4 separate regions of the Homo sapiens genome follow, and all the other regions are linked to region 1. A link is a contact called in ENCODE Hi-C or POLR2A ChIA-PET data. All regions are on one chromosome and are shown on one strand. The core of a region is the stretch at or near the end of the contact, and the rest is flanking DNA. Distances in the headings are between cores, read along the strand shown.

Region 1 (2,856 bases), core at 152-2,651:
GGTTTTGCCATGTTGCCCAGGCTGGTCTCGAACTCCTGGGATCAAGCAATCTGCCCGCCTTGCCCTCCCAAAGTGCTGGGGTTACAAGCCTGAGCCACTATGCTTTGCCGAAGATTCCCGTCTTCCCACTGAACCTTCTTCTTTCCTTCTCCTGGGCCATTCCTGAGCCCTGGCTGAGGGGAGAGAAGGGAAGGAAAGCCCCTCCTGCGGCCATCTCAGCATCCAAGGCAATCCTTCTGGGGCTGCTCTGTCTCCAGGGCCCCAGCCATCCCCAGACACTGAGTGCCTGAGGGGGGACCCTCACTCCTGTGGCACTATGGTAAGATAGGAAACAGTGGCTTCTCCTCAAAGCAGCCTCGCCGGTCGGTCAGCTGACTACCAACATGGGAAGTGGCCGAAGATCCACATGGAATGACACTGATAAGCACTTTGCAGTGTCTGAAACTCTTAAACATCAGTGCTGTCTTCCTAGTTTTACAGACACAACTCTGTGGGTTGGATGAGGTTTTTCTAAATGTACAAATGCAGAAATATACGGAGGGAGTAAAGGGACTGCCTACAAATCACATCTAGAGTGTGGTGTACCTGATTTCAAGTCTTTTATTTTATTCTCGCAGCAACGGGAGAATCCGCAGTCGAGGGAGGTGAAATGACTTGCTGAACGCCACACGGCGGACTCCAAGCCCCGAGCTCCTATAACAGAGGAGGAGGAAGGCGGGCTCAGCTCCTGCCACCCAGCAGCGGGGGAGATGCAGCCCGGGACTAGGCTGGGCCATGGGGACAGATCCAGGCCCCGCCCCCTGACCTTGTTCTCTGCCCGCCGGGAAGTGGGGAACTTGCGGGGAGCAGCCTCAGCTAGTCCCTGGGGCAGAGTCTCCACTTGGGTGCACGCCCTGGGGTGGGGCTTCTTCGGGAAGCCGGGGGCCTTCAACTCTGCTCAGGAGCTCGGGCCGGAGAAAGGCCCCGAGACTTGAAGCCCTTGCCCGGGAGGGATGAACACGCAAAGGAACCCGAGGAACGGGGTAGGGGACCAAGAGTAGGACCAGCTTCTCCTGCGCGGGGACAGGGCCTGTGGAGCGGCCTGGAGGAATCTCTCCCAGCCGCGAAGCCCGGGAAGGCTGCGAGGCCCCAGCGCGGAGCGGCCCCTCCCACCTCCCCGAGGGCAGGCGGAGCGAAGCCTCGGGGCCCGGGCCCAGGTTTTGTGCCTACGGAGGCTGGACTTCCCCGCCACCCCGAGGAGTCACCGAGAGCCTTCTCTCCCTCGCAGGGGCCCTGGGAGGCCCGCGCTTTCTCTGAAAGTGGAAGGAGTGGGCGGGGGGCGCGGCCGAGGCGGGGCGCGGGCGTGCAGCGGCGCAGGCTCCGCCCCGGGGCCGTCTCCAGCCGGGGGCGCCGAGCCGCTCCAGTCCCCGGCGCGCCGCGGGCTGGTGGGCTCAGCGGCGGCGCCGGCACTGGGAAATGACCCTGCCCGGGGGCCCAACGGGCATGGCGCGGCCGGGGGGCGCGAGGCCCTGCAGCCCGGGGCTGGAGCGGGCCCCGCGCCGGAGTGTCGGGGAGCTGCGCCTGCTCTTCGAGGCGCGCTGTGCGGCGGTCGCTGCGGCCGCCGCCGCGGGGGAGCCCCGGGCCCGCGGGGCCAAGCGGCGTGGGGGACAGGTCCCCAACGGGCTTCCGCGGGCTCCCCCGGCCCCGGTGATCCCTCAGCTGACCGTGACAGCCGAGGAGCCCGACGTGCCCCCGACCAGCCCTGGGCCGCCGGAGCGGGAGAGGGACTGCCTCCCGGCAGCGGGCTCTTCGCACCTGCAGCAGCCGCGCCGCCTTTCCACCTCGTCGGTCTCCTCCACTGGCTCCTCGTCGCTGCTCGAGGACTCGGAGGACGACCTGCTGAGCGACAGTGAGAGCCGGAGCCGCGGCAACGTGCAGCTGGAAGCGGGCGAGGACGTGGGTCAGGTACGGGCCGCGGGGGCGGGGCCAGCGCCGGGCGCGGGGGCTGCACGGGGGACCTGGCTGGGTGCTCCCGGAGGACCCGCTCCTGTCCATGCTCCCTCCAGCGGAAGGTCCTGTTCTCGCGGTTTAGGAGGAATCTGGGGGTCAGAGGGAGGCGCCTGGCCGACCTCTCGCCTGGGCAACTTTCACCTCGGCTCCGCCGGCGGGTCGTGGCGCTGGCCCTGGGGCGTCTAAGAAGCGGGGCGAGGAGCAGGCGACCCGCCGCGGGGACTGGGCGAAGCGGGGGTAGCGGACCTTGTTGGCTGTGGGTTAGGACAGGAGGGATCGGAGGGGCTGAGCCTTGCCGGGTGAACCCTCGGAAGGAGAGAGGCGAAGGAGAGTTTCCCTTACCCCCCGCCCCCTCTCCGGTGCCGCGGCCGCACCCCCGCCGTTGCCACGGTTTCCCTCTCCTGAGTGGGAGTGGAGCGGCGCTCCAGGCTCTGCTCGGGAGCCGCTGCCGTCTGCTCCCAGCGCCCGCACGAGGCGTGGACGCAGGGGAGGGAGGGGCGTGGGCCTGGGAGCTCTGGCTGGGAGCGGAACGCAGCCCACCCAGTGCGCGCCCTGCCTCCCATCTTCCCGGCTCGCCGCTCCTGAGCGCGGCAGAGAGGGGCGGTAAACTGAGGCTGCAAGGGGGCAGGATCACTCTGCTAGTCTCTGCCTCTGATAGCCTGGGTGTTCTGGGACCAGGTCTGACCCTCGGAAAACACAGCCCTGGGCACTGTTAAGTCATTCCTGACGCCCGCCACTTAGGGATGTGCGGCTCCCGGGACACCCTCCTTGTTCCCCTCGTTTTAACCAAGGCCAAATACCTTGAATAACTGTCCGTGGTCAGCGCGAAGGACTTTCTTTAGATCCACGTTTCGCAAGTGTCCCTGA
Region 2 (2,856 bases), core at 93-2,592, 800 kb before region 1:
TGGGGTCCCACTATGTTGCCCAGGCTGGTCTCCAACTCCTGAGCTCAAGCGATCCTCCCCCACCTTGGCTTCCCAAAGTGCTGGGATTACAGGTGTGAGCCACCGTGCAGGCCTTATATGATCTTCATATCCTGAACTAAATGTAACCTTCCAGTTTCGGCACTTGCTCTGGCACTTTTCCTCCCTCGCCAGATAATACTAATCTTTAATCATGTAGTTCGTTTCCATGCCCATACTACCCTATTTGCTTATAATGTCTTCCACTTCGCCCAAGAATCCCTACTCAGCTAGCTTGTGGTGTTGTTTTGACACAGTCTCGCTCTGTCGCCCAGGCTGGAGTACAGCGGCGAGATCTCGGTTGGCTGCAACCTCCTCCTGAGTTCAAGCGATTCTCATGCCTCAGCCTTTCGAGTAGCTAGGATTACAGGCATGTGCCACAAAACCTGGCTAATTTTTGTATTTTTTACTAAAGACGAGGTTTCACCACGTTGGCCAGGTTTATCTCCAACCCCTGACCTCAGGTGATCCGCCTGCCTTGGCCTCCTAAACTGCTGGGATTACTGGCGTGAACCACCGCGCCCGGCCCTACTCAGCCTTTAAAACCGGAATCACGGGTCAAAACTTTCTGGTAAACCACGATACGGTTTAGGTTATGAAATTCAATGCCCCCTTCCTCTGAACTCCTGCAAATCTCCAGTAAAGCACCACAGATTGACGAATATTCCAGCCATTTCCCTCTCCCGTACGCTAGCTCCATTTCCCACTTCTATCCATCTTCTCGAGCTTCCTCAGCTCCTCCACCTCCATGAGGCCTGGAAAGCACCTTGCTCCAGGAATGCGAGTAGGAGGCTCAGAGCGACCAGAAGTGCCAAAAGCTGACATTCAGATACTGCCGAAACAAACCACAAGAGCGCTAGGGCCCCCGCTAATAGTCCAGCTGCGATGGTGAGAACTCGCGGACCCGCCGGCGATGCATGCCGGGAGATGTAGTCCCGGGCCGACGCATTACCTCTTGGGAGTCGTGGTCTTCGATCTGGTAAACAGAAGACGGCAACTCGGTTAAGTCTTCCCCCACCGCCCCCTGAAATCCCTCGCCCCACCCGCGAGGGACTGGGGTAGGAGTAGGGGCGTTGCCGTGGTTAGCCTCGAACTCCTAGGCTCAGACGATACTCTCGCCTCGGCCTCCCGAGCAGCTGGGACTACACGCGTGAGCCACCGCCCCCGGCATAAAGTTTGAATTAGTCCTTACGCAAAAAGGGAAGAGGGCAGTCTGTAAACTCGCGCAGGATCAAGCTCTCGAGCTCCCGTCTTGGGTTAGCGCGCAGGGCGGAAGCGGGGAGAAGGCGGATCCGGGAGGCGGGGATACGTTACGTCGACGCGGGCGTGACCCTGGGCGAGAGGGTTTGGCGGGAATTCTGAAAGCCGCTGGCGGACCGCGCGCAGCGGCCAGAGACCGAGCCCTAAGGAGAGTGCGGCGCTTCCCGAGGCGTGCAGCTGGGAACTGCAACTCATCTGGGTTGTGCGCAGAAGGCTGGGGCAAGCGAGTAGAGAAGTGGAGCGTAAGCCAGGGGCGTTGGGGGCCGTGCGGGTCGGGCGCGTGCCACGCCCGCGGGGTGAAGTCGGAGCGCGGGGCCTGCTGGAGAGAGGAGCGCTGCGGACCGAGGTGAGTGTGTGAGGCGCAGGCTGGGCCCTCCAGAGCCGCGGCTCGTCCTCGCCCACCTGCGTCCTGGCCGGTCCAGTGCTCAGCGGCAGTTGGGGCCTCCGCGCGCAGTGTGAAACCCGGACGTGGCAGGGCGTGTCCGCGCCCGACCGACCCTCAGCTGCTGGGGCGAAAACACAAGTGGACCTCAGTCTTTAGAACTAGGGGAGAAACATTAGAGCCTTTATAGGCAACACCTATTTTATGGGTTCGAGCGAGAAGTCCGAGATCAGAGCGGTGTAGCCACAGCTGTTTAATATCACAGCCAGGGCTTCCGGATTCCTGATCTGTCTTTCCATTACACCGTGCTTAGAAAGTACCAATCTCCGATTGCCAAAACAGTGTTTTCATCATCTAATGCGGAAAACCATTCACATGATGCCTAGAGAATGATCTGAAGTGAGGTTTGGTTTTCTTAAAACTTTTTTTTTGAGATGGAGTCTCGCTCTTCCGCCCAGGCTGGAGTGTAGTGGCGCGATCTCGGCTCACTGCAACCTCCGCCTCCCGGATTCAAGCGATTCTCCTACCTCAGCCTCCCGAGGAGCTGGGATTACAGGCCCCCACCACCACGCCGCCAGGCTGATTTTTGTATTTTTAGTAGAGACGGGGTTTCACCATGTTGGTCAGGCTGGTCTCGAACTTCTGACCTCAGGTTATCCACCCGCCTCTGCCTCCCAAAGTGCTGGGATTACAGCCGTGAGCCACAGCGCCTGGCCCCTGTTTTTTTGTTTGTTTGTTTGTTTTTAACTTCTAAAGCGCAATGTAATATACATGTAGAAAAATTCACATTCACAACTGTATACAACTCCGTGAATTATTACAAAATATACTGGCCGGGCGTCGTGTCTCACGTCTGTAGTCCCAGCACTTTGGGAAGTGGAGGCGGGAGGACGATTGAGCCCAAGAGTTCGAGAACAGCCTGGTCAAGATAGTGAGACCCGCATCTCTACAAATAGGAAAAATTAGCTAGGCATGGTGGCGTGCACCTGTAGGCCCAGCTATTCAGGAGGCTGAGAAGGGAGGATCTAGCCTGGGAGGTATAAGCTGCAGTGAGCTGTGATCAGGCCACTGCACTCCAACCTGGGCGATAGAGCAAGACAAAATGAATATACACCTATGTAATCACCACTTAATAGAATGGTCCTCAGAAGCCTTCC
Region 3 (2,856 bases), core at 148-2,647, 600 kb before region 1:
GCTGCAGGCTTGGTCAAGAGAAGCAGGACCCTGGTGCGAAGGGAAATGAGCCTGGACAGCATACTTGTCACCTGCCCCAGGACTAGTGCCCCTCCAAGCCAGAGAGCCCAGATAGCCCTCAGTGGGGCTGGTGAGAGTCACAGTTCTCCGCACGTGGCCAGGAAGTTGAGCAAGAGTAACCCAACCACATAAGGTATGGTGCAAACCTGGAAACTTCTGAGAGCAAAGGGATGCTCTTAGTTGTTAGGCGGGGGCCGCCCAGCAGAGCCAGGACGGTGGCGACCCTAGTCCAGAGCCTTCCACTTTAGCAAGGTAGAATCCAAGGGCCCCAGAAGGGAACAGACTCCATCTGGGTCGCCTAAGCAGGTGAGAGAGGAAAACCCAACCACAGTCGCGCCCCAGCCCTCGCAGGTCCCTGGCTGAGGACTCCCCTCTCCACCTCAGGCTGGGCGGCCCCCGCCTTCACGCTTGCTCCCACTTGTCCCTCGTTCTTGCTAGGCTTGGCAGGTATTTGTTCCCTGCTCCTTCACGCTCTCAGTGCCGTGGCCACGTCGCTGGGTACGCCCCACCAGGCAAGAGACATTTTCCGTCTTGTTCTCTGCCACGTCCCCAGAGCCTGGAACAGTGCTTGGCACAGAGTGGACGCTCATTCGTGGAGTAAGTGCCTGATGGATAATCCATCACTTGCTTTTCTAGTATGAATGGTCTATTTACGGGTCCAGCGCCCCTGCTGGCTTACGACCTTTTCCAGGGCGGGGAGGGGCTGTCCTCATCTCTGTGACCCCAGCGCCCAGCCCAAGGCCTGGCACAGAGTAAGTGCTCAACCACATTTTGGTGAATGAGTGAATGGAAGCGGCCCAGCAACCCTGAGCCAAGGAGCCACTGTGGGGCAGGTCAGGGCGGTTCCTGGCACAGGGCTTCCCACTAGCCTGGCCACCAGCTCTGCGGTCTCCTGGAAGCTGGGGGGCCTTTGGGTAAGGGAGAAGAGTGGCCAGGAGTTGTCTGCGTGTGCCCTGTGACGGTGGGATAGAGACAGCGATTGGATTGAGGAACGGGAGGTTCCCCGAGGCTGTTTAGAGAGGCGGGAGCGGGAGCTGGTCAGGGAGGCTGGACAGACCACCCGAGGGAGCGGAGCTTGGGCACGAAAGCCAAAACTGGGCGGCGCGGGGCGGGTGGGGAAGGCCGGCTGAGAAAGCCGGGATTGCCTCCTGGTGTCAAAGCTCGGAACTGCAGCAGGATCCTGGGGGCGGGGCTTGTGTTCAGCAGCACTCGCCACGCGCCCAGCCCTCAGCCCTCGTCTCGCCTTCTGCTGGCTGGCCCGGCGACGTTGTGCGCCAGCGTACGCGGGGCTCTGAGAACCCGGAAGTTACGTTTTAGGCCCGCGTCACGGGGGCGGGAGTCAGCTGAGCTGCCGGGGCGAGGTTGGGATCACCTGGCACCGGCTGAAGGGAGCCTGTGATTTTTTTGTAGCGGGGGCGGGGAGTAAGGTGCAAGACTGCGCCAGATTCAAGGACGAGGGCTGCCCGATTATCTCGCTGCATAAGGCAAGAGCAAGAGGATCCTCAGGATTTTAAAGAGGAGGCGACGGCTGCAGGTTCCCAGGATCTGTCAGAGGCTGGGGAGTTACAGCTTCCATTCTGGGGCGACGGGGACCCCGGGGGGGTAGCCCTTTTGTAATCCCCAGGCCCCGGACAAAGAGCCCAGAGGCCGGGCACCATGGCGTCCATCCTGGATGAGTACGAGAACTCGCTGTCCCGCTCGGCCGTCTTGCAGCCCGGCTGCCCTAGCGTGGGCATCCCCCACTCGGGTAAGGAAGAGGAGGGTGCCGCTGCCCCTTTCGGCTCTCCTAGCATTTGCGTGGGAGCAGCGAGGAGGGCAGCTCCAAGAGCTCGGGGTCATCCCCTGGGCCGTGCCTTCCGGGTCTAGGCCCCTGATTCTCCTCAGGCTCTCTTGGCCCCCAGCTGGTGGATAGTCGAAGTTTGAAAGAGCAACGGGAGCTGCCGCGTGATCTAGGCTCTACCGCTAGGGTCCTTTTGAGAGGGAATTGGGGCCCAGATAAGGAATTACTCACCTACAGGGCGCAGTTGGGCTGTTGGGAGAACTTAGAATGGGCTCCCGGCTTCTGCTGATGCTTTTCCCACCAGGCCCCTTCTGGAGGTGGGAGGGAAGGAATGGACAAAGAAAGTGGTGAAGGCGGAGTATTGCAGAGGAAGAAGGGAGGGTCCCAGAGGGAATTTTGTCGCTGAACGGGGAAAATGGAGATGAAATCTTTTTGGCCTTGGCTATAGCTGGGTGCAGCCTGGAGTTTGGGGACGTTTTTGTAGAAAGTAGTGAGTCTCCAGGAGAATGAGGGCATAGGGAGCCCTGGGGAACTGTTCCAGTGAGTGGAGTTAACGAATTGGAGCTGCTTTCACTCTAGTCTTTACCTTCATTCAATGCTCAAAATATCCCAGCACTTGCCAACTCTACACTGAGGCTCATTACCGCATGGGCAGGGAGGGGGGCAGAGAATGGGGCTATACTACTTCAGTTAAGCTGGGATTGCTGGGCCAAAGACCTGATAAGGGAGAATACCCAGACCACCAGTCCCGTCCCACCTCCACGCAGCCCCATTACCAGTGGGAGCAGGTATATCATGCTGTGACAGCATCTTAAGGGTTCAAAGAATCAACCCCTCACTGCTGTCAGAGTGTGGAAAGAGCTCCAGACCTCTATTGTAAAGGTGACCAGCAAACGACTTGATATCAAACTATTTGTTAACCAAGGTCCTGGGGATAGGAATATGTCAGGAAAGTGGCGAGGAGCACTGTGGTGTTTTTTCTGCCTCTCCTTGCCCTTCACCTGTCTCTTCCACAG
Region 4 (2,856 bases), core at 231-2,730, 540 kb before region 1:
TTTGCTGGTAATTTTTTTTTTTTCCTGATTGGAAAAGTAATTCATGCTCCCTGTAAAAATCCAGACTTTTTCATTACTGTTTAAGTTTGATACTGAAAGTCCTCCTCTGGTGCCAGCCTCTGCTAACTGTTTAGGTATATTCTTCCAGATTATTTATTACACGAATACTTTTTGTTTTTAAAGAAATAGCTTTGTACTATACACACTGTTGTGCAAGTTTCCCACTTATATCTGCGACACCTTCGGAATGAATATGTGAAGTGTGAAGATCACGTTTAGTTTAAATATTGAATTAGAATCGAATGAGAAGCCATGTTGCACATTGCCCCTGCCAGCCATCTCCTGGCCAGTTTAGAGAGAAGGCCTTCAGCTGCCTCTGTTTCCCTTTTACAGTCAGTGACATCCCCTGAGGGCAGTCCCTTGCTGCGTATTGGGTCAACCCCCGGCGGCCTGTGGACTCGGCTGGGAGGCCAGAAGCCGAGGGAGAAGACCAGTAGCTGGCCATAGTCTTGTGGGGGCCTCACTGGGCCCTCCTTGCCCGCTGCTCCCGGAACCTTGTGCCTATGGATTAATCATTGCTGCAAAATCTCACGTCCAGGAAGAATTAAACCCATCGCCTTGGGGGCAAGACTAGCCTGGCTTTTGCATCTTTATAGCCTTTCTCCGCAGGTGCAGCCACCACCTCCAAAGTGACTGCCGGTCGGTCCAAGCGCTCTAACAGGCTCTTCCCCGAGCCTACCTGGGCTCGAGGGGTCCCACACCTGGTCCGGGGCGTAGCCCATGTGAGGCCTGCAAGCTCCGGGCGCCTGGCCTACCTAACTCAGCCCCGCAGTCTCTGCAGAACCCCCTGCAGCCCCGTGGCCCAGTTTCTCCATTTGCTCACAATGGCCAACGGCGTGAGGCACTTGAGCGGAATGCGGACGGTGCCTCCGACAGCTTTCCCGCAGTGCATGATCTCAGGAGGGGCCCCAGAGACGGAAGTTTACGACGCCCAGAGCGCTCCTTCTGGACGTGCCCTGGACTCGACTTGGGACTGAGTCTGTGCCGCCTAGGCTGGCAGGGACTCGGCCAGATGCACTAGCGGCAAGGCTGGGCTGACACCGCCTGGGACTCGCTCGCCGTACCTCCAAGGGGCCCAGGTCATGAGGGGGCGGCTGGGGAGACGCCCGCCCGGTGCCCGCCCTGGGCCCGGCGGGTGCCCCCTGCCCGCCGCCTGACGCAATCCGAGGCGCCCTTGCTGCATGCCGGCGCTGGAGAAACCTCCCCTGCCGTTGCATCACTCCTGCCAGGTTTGCCACAGAGGTGGAGCTGAACCAATCAGCGGGCGCGCTGGGCCCGCGGCGCGGTTAAGTGAGAAGCAGAATCCGAAGTTGATTGGCCAAAAGGGGATTTGCCCCACCCCAATCACCGCGGCAGCTGGCCGCGGTGGGCGTGGTCTCCCGGCAAGAAGGTTTAAAGGGCGCCTCCATGGGGGGCGCTCAGCTGGAGCTACCGAGCGGTGCCAGGCCAGGTGTGTGCGTCCGTCGGTCTTTCCGTGCCCACGCCGGAGACCAGCCCCGGAGGCCGCCTGGGCCTATCCCTGTGCCAGGCACCATGAAGCAGGAGTCTGCAGCCCCGAACACCCCGCCCACCTCGCAGTCCCCTACGCCGTCCGCTCAGTTCCCCCGAAACGACGGCGACCCTCAAGCGCTGTGGATTTTCGGGTACGGCTCCCTGGTGTGGAGGCCCGACTTCGCCTACAGCGACAGCCGTGTGGGCTTCGTGCGCGGCTACAGCCGCCGTTTCTGGCAGGGAGACACCTTCCATCGGGGCAGCGACAAGATGGTGAGCATCCAACCGTGCCCAGGGGAGTGAGGGGGTTGGGGGCGGGATACTGGGCGCCAGTGCCCTGGAATGTCCGGGGCTCTCTGGGCCAATAGAAAGAAATGTGTAAACCTGTGTCTGGGGTTTGTGGCTCATTTAAATGTATGTGCCCAGTGCATCACTGTGATGGCTGGAGTCTGTGAACCTGTGGATCCCTGTGTTGATCACCAACTGGGACCACTGACATGTCAGTGTTTCTGGACGTTTCTCCTACATCCGTGCATCGCTCCCCCACCTTCCCCTGCATGAATGGGACTCAGCATGCAGAGTGGGGCACTTGGAGGCCCGGGTCAGCGGGATTGATAAAGGTTTCCTTGCTGATGGCAGAGCTGATTTCTAACTTGTCTATTTCAAAATATTTCTTCCCTCCCTAGCCTGGCCGTGTGGTGACGCTCCTTGAAGATCATGAGGTAAGTGCCCGAATCATGAAGGGGAACCCTGGCCCAGTGTGAAGGGGGACCAGCAGAGAGAGCTCATAGGCTCTTGGCTGCAGGCTAGCTCTGTCTGATGCTTCTCTGGCAGAGTAGAAACGTGTTCTAGCTCAGTGCTTCTCACCAAATCACATGAGGATCTTGTTAGAATGCAGATTTTAGTTCAGTAGCATGAGAATGGGTCCTGAGACACAGCATTCCTAACTAGCTTACAGGTGATGCCACCACATCCTGGACCACACTTTGAGGAGGAATCCTGTCTTCCCTGGTACTAGACCACTTTGTCAACTGTTTTTTTTTTTTGTTGTTGTTGTTGTTGTTTTGTTTGTTTGTTTTTGAGACAGAGTCTTGCTCTGTTGCCCAGGCTGGAGTGCAGTGATGCAATCTTGGCTCACTGCAACATCTGCCTTCCAGATTCAAGCGATTCTCCCACCTCAGCCTCCCGAGTAGCTGGGATTACAGGCATGCGCTACCACACTCAGCTAATTTTTGTATTTTTAGTAGAGACGGAGTTTCACCATATTGGCCAGGCTGGTCTGGAACTCCTGATCTCAAGTGATCT

What was found. Hi-C counts contacts between places; a loop is a spot of excess contacts on that map. ChIA-PET counts read pairs that join two places held with the same protein, here RNA polymerase II (POLR2A). Pooled maps may share reads with other maps.
Region 2: a loop to region 1 is called in a pooled map, with 6 times the contacts of the local background. The contact joins the promoter of RAD51-AS1 here to the promoter of ITPKA in region 1. A Hi-C loop is called at or near these places in 5 of 50 pooled maps.
Region 3: a loop to region 1 is called in a pooled map, with 6 times the contacts of the local background. The contact joins the promoter of VPS18 here to the promoter of ITPKA in region 1. A Hi-C loop is called at or near these places in 2 of 37 single-sample maps with no recorded cell type and 6 of 50 pooled maps. POLR2A ChIA-PET finds 5 or more read pairs at or near these places in 1 of 52 experiments (CD8-positive, alpha-beta memory T cell).
Region 4: a loop to region 1 is called in a pooled map, with 7 times the contacts of the local background. The contact joins the promoter of CHAC1 here to the promoter of ITPKA in region 1. A Hi-C loop is called at or near these places in 8 of 50 pooled maps. POLR2A ChIA-PET finds 5 or more read pairs at or near these places in 4 of 52 experiments (AG04450, HEK293T, T-cell and 1 more).

Annotation. Positions count from the first base shown.
Region 1 is chr15:41,492,473-41,495,328 of GRCh38, forward strand. ITPKA (inositol-trisphosphate 3-kinase A) reads left to right here and starts at 1,402. Exons shown (of 7, transcript NM_002220.3): 1 at 1,402-1,944. The coding sequence starts at 1,456. RefSeq lists enhancers at 304-804, 805-1,305 and silencers at 1,042-1,661, 1,682-1,861, 1,972-2,021.
Region 2 is chr15:40,693,763-40,696,618 of GRCh38, forward strand. It overlaps RAD51-AS1 (RAD51 antisense RNA 1), which reads right to left and starts at 1,343. Exons shown (of 2, transcript NR_040058.1): 1 at 1,250-1,343; 2 at 1-1,033. RAD51 (RAD51 recombinase) reads left to right here and starts at 1,412. Exons shown (of 10, transcript NM_002875.5): 1 at 1,412-1,663. RefSeq lists enhancers at 402-581, 464-1,061, 942-1,091, 1,562-1,621, 1,659-2,256 and 1 more.
Region 3 is chr15:40,893,053-40,895,908 of GRCh38, forward strand. VPS18 (VPS18 core subunit of CORVET and HOPS complexes) reads left to right here and starts at 1,398. Exons shown (of 5, transcript NM_020857.3): 1 at 1,398-1,807. The coding sequence starts at 1,717. RefSeq lists a silencer at 1,114-1,283 and an enhancer at 2,124-2,213.
Region 4 is chr15:40,951,991-40,954,846 of GRCh38, forward strand. CHAC1 (ChaC glutathione specific gamma-glutamylcyclotransferase 1) reads left to right here and starts at 1,481. Exons shown (of 3, transcript NM_024111.6): 1 at 1,481-1,824; 2 at 2,238-2,273. The coding sequence starts at 1,594. RefSeq lists an enhancer at 690-1,283 and a silencer at 955-1,214.